2 separate regions of the Homo sapiens genome follow, and region 1 is linked to region 2. A link is a loop called in an ENCODE intact Hi-C map of the cell type or tissue named here. Cell type or tissue: PC-3. All regions are shown on one strand.

Region 1 (8,000 bases), 170 kb before region 2:
TTTATGGGGTGCAGTATGTTTCAGTACATGTTACATTGTGGAATGATCAAATCAGGCTAGTTAGCATATCTGTCATCTCAAATATTTATAATTTCCTTGTGGTGAGAAAATTTAAAATCGTCTGTTTGGCCGAGTGCAGTGGCTCACGCCTGCAGTCCCAGCCCTTTGGGAGGCTGAGGTGGGCAGATCACTTGAGCCCAGGAGTTTGAGACTAGCCTGGGCAACATGGTGAAACCCTGTATCTACAGAAAATTAGCTGGGCATGGTGGTGTGCACCTGTAGTCCCAGCCACTTGGGAGGCTGAGGTGGGAGGATGCCCTGAGCCCGGGAGGTCAAGGCGGCAGTGAGCACTGATTGTAGCACTGCAGTCCAGCACTTCACAGTGAGACCCTGTTAATCAGTCAATCATTCAGTCATTCCTTTTTTCCTTCCTCTTTTAGCTGTTTTGAAATATATGGTGTACAGACTTGTAAGGATTCTTCATGTATTCTGGGTAAAAGTCACTTACCAGATAGATGATTGGCAAATATCATTTCCCACTGTGGGAACCTTTTCACTTTCTTGATGGTATCTTCCGAAGCATAAAAAATTTCAACTTTGATGTAGTCATTTTTTATCACTTGTACTTTTGGTATCATACCTATGAAATCATTGCCTAACCCAGGATCACAAATATTTACTTTTTTGTTTTGTTTGTTTTTGAGAAGAGTCTTGCTCTGACGCCCCAGGCTGGAGTGCAATGGCATGATCTCGGCTCACTGCAGCCTCCGCCTCCCGGATTCAAGCGATTCTCCTGCCTCAGCCTCCCGAGTAGCTGGGAATATAGGCACCCACCACCACGCCCACCTAATTTTTTGTATTTTTAGTAGAGACAGGGTTTTCCCGTGTTGGCCAGGCTGGTCTTGAACTCCTGGACCTCAGGTGGTCCGCCTGCCTTGTCCTCCCAAACTGCTTCTAAGAGTTTTATATTTTCAGTCTTACGTTTAGGTCTGTGATCCCCTCTGAGTTAATTTTTGTGTATGATGCGAAGTAGGGGTCTAAATTCATTTTCTTGCATATGGATATCCAGTTGTCCTAGTACCACTAATTGAAAAGACTGTTCCTTGCCTGCCTTGTCCGAGATGACATTTTGGTGGGAAACACAGGTATTTTATATTGTGGAACATGAAGTCTCCTGTTTATTTTTCCTATCAGAAAGATGTTGCTGAAACACAAACCCATGTCTCATGTCCCTGTTGTCTAGTTATAAATTTAATATCAACTCTTCCTCTTCAAAACAGCATTTTCAGCTTCAGGAAACTAATTTTATTATTTTTAGACTTGTGTTTGATTAAATACATGGGAAGTCTAGAGCAGGAAGGCACCCTGACCTCACAAAACAGAAGAACATGTGATGTTTCCAAGAAGTGCATTCAATGTGTGTTTCGAATCTAATCTTAGTAAAATATTGTTACTTAATTATTATGAATTCACCTATCTCAAAATCTGAAAAAGTTTTGTGAAGAGTTCTCTTTCCCCTTGATGAGCAGGGGTGAATTGTTAGGTGGGCCTGGAACGTCAGGACCTAACCAAGGTGGGCGCCATAGGCCTCTGGATAAAGCATCCCGGTAGCTTGGTAGACAGCAGACTGTGTCAGGATAGGTGTCAGCATCGGGAAAAAGGGTTCCGTGAGCTTGTCTTTAAAGGCAGTCAGCGCAAAATCCAGGTCAGGCAAGGAGAGCAAAGGTAAGGAGGCACAGTGCGGTTCCAGACGTTGTAATACGCTGGTATCTTGTCGTGGCCAACCTTGTCCTGGCCCCCAGCGCAGATAAAGAGAGTGGCCTCTGATGCCGGTGAAGGTGGTGTTTTCCCAGTCCCCAGCTCTTTGCTGTTCTTCAGCTTTCCAAATGTCATGTTGATAAAAGCATTTAGAGGTTCACAGCCTCTACGCTGGCAACTAAACTGCCGATCATTGTGAAATTGTCCTGTGCCTTTTGGCACAGAGTTTTGGCTTGAGAAATACTTTCTGTTAAACTTTAAGAAAAAATTTGGACTTGGTCAAACTAATTGCAGTGTTAGATAATATTTGTTCAGGGTTTACTCTGAACATTGCTTCTTCTCTCATTATTCATTTAATCCTCAATTCCACGAGGTAGGTGTTCATCTCATCTTACAAAAGGGGGCACAAGGCTTGGGGAGATGAAACAATTGCCATAGTCACCCAGGTGGGAAGTGGCAGAGGGAGACTCAAATGCAGACCCCAGTCCAGAGCCTGCCCTTCTCACCCCGCTCAGACTCTGCTGGCACAAAGAGAAATCTCCCTGTGGCTTACATTCCCAAGAATGGCCAAGGGAGCTGAGGATATGTTAGGAACAGGGACTCCCGAGTCAGCTCTGCTCTTGTAAGCACAGTCTTGGTTCTCCTGGGGAGAGTCAGCGACACCTAAACTCTGAGTTTGAGTTATTCATCCTCAGGCAAATGGTGTCTTGGAGGTCGCTGGCCATCCTGCCAGCAGCAGGATGTTTTGATACTTGTGTCTTCGAGCGGGAGAAGGGAAATACACTAGCAGCTCCCTTTGCAGAGGCCCATTTGCCCTTACCTACAGAGCAGCCCAGGGGCCTTGTGCATCATCCTTACACCTGGGGAGGGACCAAGAAGGGCACTCCAGGGTCTGCTGACTGAGTCACTTAGGCCAGGCCAGCCCTAGACTTCCCTGACTATCAGCCAGAAGGCCAACTTGTTACCCAAGGGCAGCAGTGACCAGGGCAGGTATCTTAGGGGCTGTCAACTTCTCTGTTGGCCATGCAAAGACTCCACGTGGAGTTGTCTATAGTGCACAAGCTCAGATAATGAAGGAGAATCGGTCATACTGAAATCAAGGCTAGCAGTGAGGTTCCTTCTGCCATGACAATGGGACAGTTACAAGGCTGGAGCTATCAGAAGAACGCCAGACATTCGGGCCCTAATCCATCTGGTAGATGTTCCAGACGAGATCCAGACATGAAATCTAACAAAGAGTCCAGGAAAATCGTCAGCTCATCTCACAAGCAGCTGATCTTCCACATCAACATCTTGCTTCACTTTGGGAAGTTTGCTTCACCAACTTCTGGTTTAATTGCTGGCCTCGCCAGTCTGTCTGATTTAGTATTGCTACTGCGTTCCAAACGCAGGCATGAGGGCTGCCTCTGGCTGTAGCCGGAACCTGCCAGGCACAGTGCAGGGGTCAGGAAACAGCAGTCCACATTCTTGGGTTGTTATGTTTTTGGATGGGAGATTCTGTATTGAGAGGGTTGGAATTAGTCTTTATTTCATGATACCAAATGGAGGTGTAAAAGATCTATGGGACAATAGAGCAGAATGGGCAGTTGTTTCCTCCTAAAAGAGAGTTGTCTCTGCAGGGCAGTAATGAACTTGTCACGGGACAGTGCAACAGCAAAGCTTTACTCTTTCATGGTGTCGTTGTGCTCATAGTGATAATCGAGGACCGTCTCAGGAAGTGTGCCGTGTCGCTTGTGCGTATTTGGAATTGGGATGACTAGCTAAGGAACTAATACAGATACCATTAAGAAATGATTTCAGCCTCCTGCGTGGATGGTGGGCCGAGCAAGTGAACCTAGAACATTCTGTGATTTCCAGTGCCCGGAAGAATAGAGCATGGCCAGGTCAGCAGTACCATTAAGAAGTGGCCAATAAAAGTGCGTATGCAATCCCATGCTCCTCCAGAAGATAGTCTTGAAGGATGGATCCCATTTTATTCCTTTAAAAAATTTATTTTGCCTTTTCAAGTTTTTTATTATTATACTTTTTTAATTAAAAAAACATAATTACCACAATTACATAATTACTACAAATTACAAAGGACTACAGCAAGACTAGAATAATGAATGAATCACTTCAGCCTGGAAAGCAGATACTCCCAATAATATTAATGTTATAATACAAGCTCATTCAAGTATTTTACATTTCTTTTGTCCCTTTTTTTGGCCTTTTAAATATGATATCTTAGCACATAGCAAAGATAATGTGCGATGAGCATAAGGTAGAACCTTCTTCACAAAGCCAGATGACAAGTTTTCCTCTCCAGTGAGAAATGGGTTCTAAGTTCCTATCTTCCCTGTCGACATGGCTGAAGGGGGAGACGGTGGGGTTGGGGAAAATCCAGGGACTCTTCCACATGGGAGCTACTCCGGGGTTCCATTCAGGAGGGCGCCAGATAACTGAGATAACTCTATCCAGGCTTTTTTGGCAAAACAAACAAACAAAAAACAAAAACAACCCTCACTCTCCGTAACTAGTCATCTTTCTTGCCCCTCCTCACTTTCAGGGCCTTCTCAGCAGCTTGCTTTCTTTTGTAAATTCATCAGAAAGGAGAAAAAAAGAGCTACCATGGAACAAAACAAAAACATTTAATAACTTTGACATAGGGGCTCAGCACCTCTATCTGACCCTCAGGGGTCCCGGCTGGGACGGGGCCAGATGGCCCTTCTCTACTGGTAGTGCGTGTGCTCCCAGGTGCAGGAGAGGGCAAAGGAGAAACCTGCCCCTTGACAGGGCTGAGGCACACAGACCTTCTGATGTTTGATACTCAAAGGTTATGTTGGCATGGATCAGCCTTGGAAGGGATAGGATGAATAGAAGGATCTAGGCAGGCTTTTGCTTTGCGTCTCAGGTCTTGGATCCCATTTTAAAATGATTCTCCTGCCTTGTCTTCAAGTTTTGTTTGGTGAGTTGTTTATGTTAGACCGAGAGAGAGTGATTTAGGAAAATAACACAGCTCTTTTCTGTTCCCATGCTGACGGGCACTGGCATGGGATGTTCCCGGGGTGTGTGTGGTGTGTGTGCTGTGGACGGGGAGGAAGCCGTAAATGCTTCTTTGGTCTTAGACCCTGACAGAGTGGATGTTGACATCGATTTTCTGAGCAATCATGGTGATTTGTCAGTATCCATCAAATGGAGAACACCATCAACAAATGGCTTTTATATCATGTTTTTCCTCTTATCAACCCAAAACAAATCCAGTTTTTAGAAATACTAATTTTCAGAAAACAGAGAGAGCTTGTTACATTTGTAAGCATATACTCTGCTGTGCCAAGTCCATCTCCATGGATGTTCAATTCATGTTCAATTCAGTTAAACATACCAAGATACAATAAAGGCCCTGCAGTTGGGACCAGGGAACAGGTATTGGCCTTGTCCAAACAGAATAGAGTGGTATATATAAAATTTGTATTTTATATATACACACTCAAGATTATACCTTTGTAAATCATATATATGTTAAACTACGGATATGTGCATATCCCTCAGCTGTTTTTCTTCTTTTTTTATATTATTTACAATTACAGGCTAATTTAAATTGGATGCTTAACTCAGGGTGCTTTCTAAATTAAATGCGTGCACCTGATTGACAAAAAGGTACGCGTCACCCTATGCATTACCTTGGCTGATTCCCACTCCACTCCACCCCACCCCCGCCCCAGGCATAATAAAGAGTCAATTTGGCTGCTCTTTTACAAGTGACATTGTTGGTGAATAATGTGAGACCTTTCCTCATGTTTTCTATGTGTCGGTTAGTTGAGATCTGGCAACGAAAAGCACATTCTACAAAGCATTTTTGGTTATCACCTTCTGAGGAATGCTTGGGTAACCCCTAAGGGCTGGAGGATAATTTTCCCAGGATCTTTTGGTCTGACTTGGCTCATCAGAGAGGGTTTTTTTTTTCCTAGGGAATGTCTTTGATTACATTCTGGGATTCCTGTGTTTAGTGTTTTTAACCTTTCTGAGGTTATGGATCCCTTTGGAAATTAGATGAAAGCTATAAAGCTTCTTGCAAGAAATACACACATGCATATTAGCTTTTGCAGTCTCAAGGGTTAAAGACATCTGTACGTGAGCCTTGTTAGTTTGTGTTTTAAAAGGAAACTCCCTGGACTTTGAATCGTAGTTGGCAGGCTTCTCCTGTCTTCCCTGGAATGCGTTATGCACGGGCCTGACTGTGAGTCTGTCTCCCAGGCTTGCTGTACATTCCCTGGGGGCAGAGTCCTCTCTACCTTTGCTGCGGTTACAGGGGATCTGCAGCCAGACTGGCTGGGTTCAGTGAATTCTCCTACTTGGTTGCAGCATGAGCCTGGGGGATTTGCTTACCCTCTTGGTGCCTCAGTTTCCCCATGTGTGAATGAGGATGATAATAGTATCCCTTCGTGGGGTGGTGGTACGTGCACATGCATGTGTACATATGTGTGCATACACATAAGAGGCTACCGAGATTCCTGTCAGCAGGGACAGGTGGGTGGGCACAACAGCATGGAAATGCAGCCTGGATGGTGACCTGCCACTTCCCAGGATATAACCACTTCCTGACTTCTACACACCTTTCAGCCTTTCTCAGTGGGTCAAATTACTTCCTAAAATGGCCAATATACCAATTTATATTCTCTTTAATAACATCTGGGAGTCTTTAATTGTGATAACCTTGCCGGTTATTGTCAGAATTTTTTGTTTTGTCAACATGCTGGGTGTGAATTGATATCTTCTTGTGATTTTATTTCTCATTTCTCTGGTGACAAGGTAGGTTGTATATCTTTTTAAATCTTTGGTTTTAGGAATTGAAAATGTCTTCATTATGTCTTTTCTTCGTCTTTACCTTTGTTTATGGTACCTTTTATGACATAGAAGTTTTCAGTATGGATTTAGCTAGATAGCCCAATCTTTTTTATGATCTTTGCTTCCTGTTTCTTGTTTTAAAAATTCTTTGCTACTCTAGGAACATAAAGACCTCCACTACATTTTCCTCTGACAGATTCGAAGTTGTTTCCATTCTTGTGTATTTCATCCATTTTGAGTTTGTTTCTGTGTCTGGCATGAGGTTGAGAGTTTAATTCATTCATCTCCCTGTGGACACCTGTGGTCCCAGTGCCATTTATTGAACAGTCTATCATTTTCCAGTTATTCAATATTTTTAAAAGTCAGGCAATTTGCATTTTATGTAAGCTCTTCTAACTTTTTTTTTTTTTTTTTTTTTTGAGATGAAGTTGTCTTGCTCTATTGCCCGGGCTGGAGTGAAGTGGCACAGTCTCAACTCACTGCAACCTCCACCTCCCAGGTGCAACCGTTTCTTCAGCTTCCCAAGTAGCTGGGATTACAGGCACAGGCCACCATGCCCTGCTAATTTTTGTATTTTTATTTATTTATTTATTTATTTATTTATTTATTTATTTATTTGAGACTGAGTCTCGCTCTATCACCCAGGCTGGAGTGCAGTGGCGCAATCTCGGCTCACTGCAAGCTCCACCTCCCAGATTCACGCCATTCTCCTGCCTCAGCCCCCGAGTAGCTGGGACTACAGGTGCCTGCCACCACGCCCAGCTAATTTTTTGTATTTTTAGTAGAGTCGAGGTTTCACCATGTTAGCCAGGATGGTCTCGATCTCCTGACCTCGTGATCCGCCCATCTCTGCTGCCCAAAGTGCTGGGATTACAGGCGTGAGCCACCGCGCCCGGCCAATTTTTGTATTTTTAGTAGAGACGGGGTTTCAGCCATGCTGGCTGGGCTGGCCTCAAACTCCTGACCTCAAGTGATCCACCCACCTTGGCCTCCCATGGTGCTGGGATTACAGGCGTGAGCCACTGCGCCTGACTAGCTCTTCTAATTTTCAATTGTTGGTGACTGATTAGAATTTTCATTTCAATCCTAAATGGGCCAAATAAAACATTCCTGCAGTTGAAATCCTTCTGTGGCTGCCAGCTTGCGGTCTCTGATGTAGTGCTTTAGGACAGGACCTGTGGCCCTGAAGACCTGAGATTGAATCCCAGCTCCACCCCTCATTTGCTGTTTGACCTCGGATGAGTTGTTGACTTCTCAGAGTCTTAATTTCCTCATCAGTAGTACTGCAAGGATAATAACAATATGTACCTCACCAAGTGGTGGTGTGGATAAAATGAGATCCCGCATGGGACTCTTTAGTGCAGGACCTGGTACACACATAGTAAGTGTCTGACAAATGTTAGTGTTGATCAGCAGCC
Region 2 (8,000 bases):
AAGTTTTTATTAGGGATTTTCAAAAGGGGAGGGAGTGTGTGAATAGGGTGTGGGTCACAGAGATCACGTACTTCACAAGGTAATAAGATATCACAAGGCAAATGGAGGCAGGGCGAGATCACAGGACCACAGGACCGGGGCGAAAAATTGCTAATGAAGTTTCGGGCACCATTGTCATTGATAACGTCTTATCAGGAGATAGGGTTTGAGAGCAACCAGTCTGACCAAAATTTATTAGGCGGGAATTTCCTCATCCTAATAAGCCTGGGAGCGCTATGGGAGACTGGGGCTCATTTCATGCCTACTGTCTCAACCATAGAAGACGGCCACACCCAGGGGGGCCATTTTAGAGGCCTACCCTCAGGGGCTCATTCTCTTTCTCAGGGATGTTCCTTGCTGAGAAAAAGAATTCAGTGATATTTCCTCCCGTTTGCTTTAGAAAGAAAAGAAATATGGCTCTGTTCTGCCTGGCTCACCGGCAGTCAGAGTTTAAGGTTATCTCTCTTGTTCCCTGAATGTTGCTGTTATCCTGTTCTTTTTTCAAGGTGCCCAGATTTCATATTGTTCAAACACACATGCTCTACAAACAATTTGTGCAGTTAACGCAATCATCACAGGGTCCTGAGGCGATATACAGCCTCCTCAGCTTACAAATTGACAGGATTAAGAGATTAAAGTAAAGACAGGCATAGGAAATCACAAGGGTATTGATTGGGGAAGTGATAAGTGTCCATGAAATCTTCACAATTTATGTTTAGAGATTACAGTAAAGACAGGCATAAGAAATTATAAAAGTATTTATTTGGGGAACTAATAAATGTCCATGAAATCTTCACAATCCACGTTCTTCTGCCATGGCTTCAGCCGGTCCCTCCGTTCGGGGTTCCTGACTTCCCACAACATGTTTTAAAATTAGTTCTGTTTTCAAGCTATTTTATACCCAAGTCTTTTTAAAATTATGCACAGAAACCAGTAAAATGAAACAGATGAAATGAGAACTGCTACCACTGAATTGAGACACACACACGATGTGGCAGAGTGGGCCAGTCTACTCCGCCTTTTCCACCTCTCACAGTACGCCCTGGCTTCTCTGTGGAACTCCAGGGATAAGATTTTAAAATAAAGGATTCTGCTTCCTGTAACGATAGAGTAGCTTATATTGGACCAGCCCTCCTACAGATAACAATTAAGAACTCTGGAGACAGTATAAAAAGCAATTGTTTAAAAGCTAGAAAGCAGCCTAGGTGAGGGGGCACACACCTGTAATCCCAGCACTTTGGGAGGCAAAGGCGGGCAGATCACTTAAGGTCAGGAGTACGAGATCAGCCTGGCCAACATAGTGAAACCCTGTCTGTACTAAAAATACAAAAATTAGCTGGGTGTGGTGGCAGATGCCTGTAGTCTCAGCTACTCAGGAGGCTGAGGCAGGAGAATTGCTTGAACCTGGGAGGTGGAGGTTGCAGTGAGCTGAGATCACACCACTGCACTCCAGCCTTGGTGACAGAGTGAGACTCCATCTCAAAAATTAATTAATTAATTAAATCTAGAAAGCAGTTAGAAACTGAAGAGAAATAGAGAAATGGAGGAATAGAATGGCATGGAATTGAATTACCCATGTTGACAGCTCTTCAACCAAAGGAAGGCCCTAGTTGCATTGAGACTAGCTAAAACTCTGATAGTTACCCGCCATCTTTTACTGGTTAAGCCATCAGAGGAGAATATTCAGGGAAACCCATAGCAGCTGGAAACTGAGAAGGAAAAACTCCAGAAAGGAGGGAGCCACAGAGAGTGACTCCCAAATTCTGCATATATCTCAAGAATCTCTGGGAATTCTTAGAGACTAGGGCCAAATCTAAGAATAAGACAGGCCGGCCAGACTCCACATAGCACAGCTAAAGCTAGAAGACCTGAACTGAGACTGTAGCTGCTGCCCACCACAAGAGAGACAGTGCCTGGAGTTTTATTCCAGCCAAATTAGCTGCCTACTAAAACAAAAATTCAATATTCTTCTAAAATGAAACTCTAGAGCTGCATAGTTCAATATGGTGGTCACTAGCCACTCCAAATTGAAATCTGCTATAAATATAAAATATACATGAGGTTTCAAAGATTTAGTATGAAAAGAGATTATAAGTCTCAATTATTTTATAAAATATTTAAGATTATAAAATATCTTAATTTTTAACGTGATTACTTTGATTATAATCGTCCCAAATGATTATATTTGGGATGCATTAGGACAAACAAAATATATTACTAAAATTAAATTTGAGGTTATTTTAATGTGGCTTCTAAAAAAATCCAAATTAACAGGCTGGGCATGGTGGCTCATACCTGTAATCCCACCACTTTGGGAGGCCAAGGCAGGCAGATCACTGAGGTCAAGATTTCAAGACCAGCCTGGCCAACATGATGAAACCCCATCTCTACTAAAAATACAAAAATTAGCCAGGCATGGTGGCGTGCACCTGTAGTCCCAACTACTCAGGAGGCTGAGGCAGAAGAATTGCTTGAACCTGGGATACAGAGGTTGCAGTGAGCTGAGATCACGCCACTGTACTCCAGCCTGGGTGATTAAGCCAGACTCCGTCTCAAAAAAAAAAAAAAAAAATCCAAATTATATATCCAGTTCTCATCTTCTTTCTGTTGAGCAGTGCTGCTGTTGATTAGTGTATCATTCACAGTGTTCCAGGTACAATCCAAAATTACTAGTCATATAGGGAAACAGATCCATACTCAAAAGAGAAGGCCATTAATGGAGACTGACTGGAAGATGACATGTATGTTGGAATTAGAAGAAAAGAATGTTAAAGCAGCTATTGTAACTATGCTCAGAAACGTAAGAAAAGCTATGCTCATGGTCATGGAACATATAGGAGATCTTAGAAGCAACAAAGATATACTCTACAAAAACACAGTTTTAGGACTAAAAAATAAATACAATATCTGAAATTTTAAAAATTCACTCCATGGGTCTAACAACAGAGTAAGATGATGAAAGATTACTGAACTTGAAGATAGAGGATTAGACATTATTCAGTCTAGAAAATGGGAAGGAAAAAATTGTTGACAATGAGCAAGACTCAGTTACCTGTGGGATAGTATCAAGCATTCTAGCATAAGGGTAATTGGAGTCACAGAAGGAGAGGAGAGAGAAAATGGAGCAGAAAATAATCATTTAAGAAACAGTGATCAAAAATTTCCCAGGTTTGTGAAAGACAGATGAGAGGTAATCAGATCACATCTTCATGTTTCAACTAGATTCCAGATTAATTCAAAGTGCCATAACAGAGCCCTCTGATCATTGCAACAAGTGGGCAAGTATATCAAGTTCGTGATTTTGCCTCCCATGTATCTTCTAAGAGAGAACCATGCTGCACTGCAAAACTGAAACCAGAAGATCATGTAGGAAAACACCTACAAAACAAAGTGACATAAACAAACATGAGTGCAGACTCTATTAATGAGTGCCACAGAGCTGTGCTAAGCCTACGATAGATAACATCAAGTGTGTGTATTGCTACAGAAAGTTCAGAGTCATTCTGGCTTGATGGACCACAGTCCTGCCGTGTTGCCACGTTTGAGCCAAGTTCAAGCCAAATACACTTCAGACTAAAAGCAATTTCAGAAGCAAGTTCTTAGTATCTCCGTAGAACAGGGGTCAGCAAACTTCATCTGTATAGGTCTAGAGAATAAATATTTTTGCCTTCGCAGGCCACATGTGGTCTCTGGCATATTTTTTTCTGTATTTTGAGTCATAATCCTTTAAAACATGTAAAATTTGTTATTCGCCCTTGGGTTGTCCAAAAATAACCCCGCAGGCCAGACATAGCCCACACGTAAGAGTTTGCTGGCCTGTGTTTTGGATTATTGCTTACTCCCGTTTTGCCCACTGAGATATTGGCACCACGCTCTCAGCATGAGCCAGAGCTCTGCAGGTATTAGCTCAGGGAATGTATTTTCTTATTATACAAAGGAGGACGTGTTAGAATTCTGAATTTCTTTTTATTGTGTAACTTGATAAATATTCGATTTCTGCCTCCCCACCACTTCTCTTTCCCACTTCCTTACACTCCCTTCCTGACTGTAAAATCATGTGAATCAGACTTAAAGAATGAGTGGAATTACTTAGAGCAGAGAAGAAAATGAAATTGAAAAACAGGAGAAAATAGCACCTAAGATCTGCCTTAGAGACTGTAGACAGCAAGTGCCTGGCTCCCTGCCCCAGGCTGGTTTTGTTTGCTCATTTGTTGATTTGTTTATTCTGAACCATCTGACCTTGTACTTTTTCTTAAACTGGATATGCGAGTGCCATGACTCATCAAAGAGGATTTATTGTTTGGCTAAAGAAATGTATGATCTGATAATAGATTTTGAAGCTCTTGCAATTCCTAACAAGATAGATCCGTGCGTACATACATACACATACATATATACATACACACATGTAAATGTATCTACATGCACCATATACATATATATATGTATTATGTACAGTAGTTCCCACTTATTTGCAGTTTCACTTTCTGTGGTTTCAGTTACCCGTGGTCAACCATTGCCCAAAAATATTAAAAGGAAAATTTCTGAAACAGTTCATCAGTTTTAAGTTGCTTGCTGTTCTGAGTAGTGTCATGAAATCTCACACCATCCCGCTCTGTCCTGCCCAGGACGTGAATCATCCCCTTGTCCAGGGGATCCACAGTGTCTCTGCTCCCTGCTGGTTGTCACTCAGTAGCCATCTCAGTTAGATCAACTGTAGGGTGTCGTAGTTCTTGCGTTTTACTTAATATTGGTCTCAAAGCACAAGAGTGGTGATGATGGCAACTCAGATGTACTAAAAAGAAGCTATAAAATGCATCCTGTAAGTGAAAAGGTAAACGTCTTCAACTTAATAAGGAAAGAAAAACAAATGTATGCTGAGGTTGCTCAGATCTACAGTAAATGAATCTTCTACCCATGAAATTGTGAAGAAAAAGAAGAAAGAAATCTGTGCATAGTATATACAGGGTTCAGTACTAGCCTTATTTTCAAGCATCCACTGGGGGTCTTAGAACATATCTGCCACAGATAAGGGAGGACTTCTGTACAGCTATTATACACACACAAATATTTGGACAACAAAATTTGAATTATTGCATGGCACGATCTAGTTGTCATGAGTCTTTCATAAGAACCTATGGTTACATGGATTCATGCTAGTAAGTGAAGAAAAGTAGAAAACCTGACCTTAGGAAATGAGTGCCAGAAAATCGGGGAGATTGGACACACAAGTAAAAACTGCACCTGGGCAACAGGGTAAGGTGGAGATGTGGAGGGTCTGGATTACAAATGGCTGTTTCAGATGGGGTGGCATGAGTGGAGGACAGAGCCTGGAACCTGGAAGAAGCGCCCAAGAATCCCATGGTGTGAACTTTATTAAAGAAGCCAGAATGCAACCCACTGTTGAACCTGGCAAGGTGAAAGAGCCTTTCTATGTTATTGTTACTCTTTGACCTTTAAAGTGGCAGAGATGTTTGTCTTTTTCCTTTATACTTTCCTTTATTTCTCCTGATCTCCCTTTAATTTTCTTCAACCCTTTTTCCATTGAGTTCCTGACAGTTTCCTTTGCCTTCCCAACTGCACACCATTAGCACCACTTTATTCTAATCCTAGCTCTGTGGATACTTCTCCCAAACCCTGCTGTAACCATATGGAATCTGGAGTCTGACACGCATGGCAGATGGCGTCTCCCCAGCATCTCACACACCAACACAAAAACATTGACAAACCTGACCCTGACATTGGCAGGCATGGCAGAAATCACAGATCAGCCCAGCTGTTATGGCCATGGCCAGCAGCCTTCACCTTGCTAACCACAGTCTGCAGGGAAGAGGCCTCCCCATCATTCAGCATCCAAAGAGCAGTACTGTGTGACGAGACCCTTGAGACCCAGCCTCAGGTGGTCCTGGAGCAAGGAGGCAGGGGCTGCCAATGAAGTGGACACGTCCCGGAGCACAGACCTTGTGCTTTACCAGATTTAACATTTTTGCAGTCTTTAAGAGCTTATTAGCCACTTGAAAAAGGCCATTCCAAGTTATTAGATATTTCCCTATGGTATTTATGATTTGAACTTCTTCCCAGGCAGTACATGCTGTACTGTACATTGAATTAGAGTGATTCAGAAAAGAACATTCAACATCTTACTGGCAATTGAATTGAATAGTCATTTGCAAGGAAGCGTATTTGGTTTTTAAATGTGTTCTCCTTCCTCAATTATCTTAATCAGGCTGGCCTTATTTGGGGTTAAAATGGAATGGAATCCCTTTTTATTAAAGCATATTTTGTGTGTGTGCACGCGTGCATGTATGAGAGACAGAGAGAGAGACCATGACTTAAGAATGAAGCCTGGAATACGTGGATCTTTAGCTATTGCCACAATCTGAAAAGATATGGTTTTTTAATCAATTTCTTGCTAGTCTGAAACATAAACATTTTCTTTCCTGTCTTTTTCTAAAATAAAATAGGTAAATCTAATTGTGACTAATACCTGTGGTGTATTACATGCCTTGTTGATGGTATGTGAGTGGGGAGGAGAAATTTAGATTGCCAAGATGCTGGAACTTTTTCTGACACAAATTTCAGGATGTCACCTGTCTTTAAATTAAATGTTAAGTTTTAAAGCCTTACCTTATTTATCTAAATTAAGAAACATTCAAGATGGAGGACAAGAAAGCATTTTCAGAGGTTTTTTTTTTTTTTTGGTCATTTGACCATCCCTTCGTTTGATCATTACAGAGGATGAGAGAATGCCCTGGTACCAGGTTCACAGGTGACAGGATTTCTCCTGTTGGGAAATGCTTTGCATGTAGGCTCTGCAACCCATCAAAAGAGATCCTTCTCTCTTCCTGATTTTTCTGAGTAATAAAATATGAAAACCATCAAGCACTTGATGTTTCCATTTGACTTTTTATGTCACAGTTACAAGAAAGGACAAGTAAAGGGAAAAGGTGAGATTTAGTCTGAGGAATACTGAAAGAACAACAACAGCCGCTGCCCCAAAAAAGATTACAAAGCGATCTCTCAGAAATGAAGGGAAGCTGTGTATTCTCCAGGTTCTGGAAGAAACATCAGCCCACAGAAGAAATGGCTGTGCAGTAAGGGCAACAGTGGAAGGGTTCCTAGCTTGTGGAATTGCTGAGGGTTTCAGAAATGAGCTTGGATATGTTGGTGGCTGCGTCTCAAAACGGCCCTTTCCCCTTGGGGTCTAATGAAGGTCATTCTTGGCGGACTCCTCTGCTGGCTGACTCTTACAGCAATGAACAGTCCACAGATAAGAATGATTCTTTTCTCCTTCTGAGTGTATACTTATATACAAATACATTGAAAGTAAAAAGATGGAAAAAGTTATATCATGCAGACAGAAAGCAGGAGTGCTATACTAATACCAGACAAAAAGATTTTTTTAAAAAAACTACTAGAATACAGACATTTTATGATGATAAAAGGGCAATCCATCAGGAAGATACAACAATTATAAACATATGAGACCCTAAAATACATGGAGCAAAACTGACAGAAATGAAGGAATAAATACCTAACAGTAATAACTGGAGACTTCAATACCTCACTTTCAGTAGTGGATTTTAAAAACAAGGTGTATCAACAAGGAAATAGAAGACTTAACAGTATAAACCAACCAAACCCAATAGATATCTATAAAACACTCCACCTAACAACAGCAGAATTTGCACATGGAACACTATTCAGAATAGATCATACACTAGGCCAGTAAATAAATCTAACAAGCACAAAACAATAGAAATAATACTAGGTATGTTTTCTGGCCACCGTGGAATGACATTAGAAATCAGTAAGAGAAAGAAGTTTAAGAAACTCATAAGTACATGGAAATTAAACAGTACCCTTCCTAAACAACCAGTGGGTCAAATAGAAATCACAAGGGAAACTAAATCATATTTTGAGATGAATCGAGGTGAAGGCACAATATAACAGAACTTAGG

Evidence for each region. A loop is a pair of places that touch in the nucleus more often than their neighbours do. Peaks named below come from ENCODE experiments on the same cell type or tissue, not always from the same donor. Only the 100,000 strongest peaks of a DNase experiment are listed, where the experiment ranks them.
Region 1: it touches region 2 in a loop (2.8-fold over the local background); 1 of 110 quality-filtered maps calls a loop at or near these places.

The regions. Positions count from the first base shown.
Region 1 is chr15:100,210,300-100,218,299 of GRCh38, reverse strand. The region is part of intron 7 of ADAMTS17 (ADAM metallopeptidase with thrombospondin type 1 motif 17); the gene reads left to right. Among named protein-coding and RNA genes, the nearest start is that of ADAMTS17, 130 kb to the left of the region's middle. In PC-3, no CTCF peak of the experiment used is centred here; no DNase peak of the experiment used is centred here.
Region 2 is chr15:100,039,419-100,047,418 of GRCh38, reverse strand. All of the region lies in intron 18 of ADAMTS17 (ADAM metallopeptidase with thrombospondin type 1 motif 17), which reads left to right. Among named protein-coding and RNA genes, the nearest start is that of ADAMTS17, 300 kb to the left of the region's middle. In PC-3, CTCF peaks have their summits at 4,557 and 4,759 (motif pointing left); DNase peaks (open chromatin) are centred at 4,168 and 4,658; H3K4me3 peaks cover 2,643 bases; H3K27ac peaks cover 2,783 bases.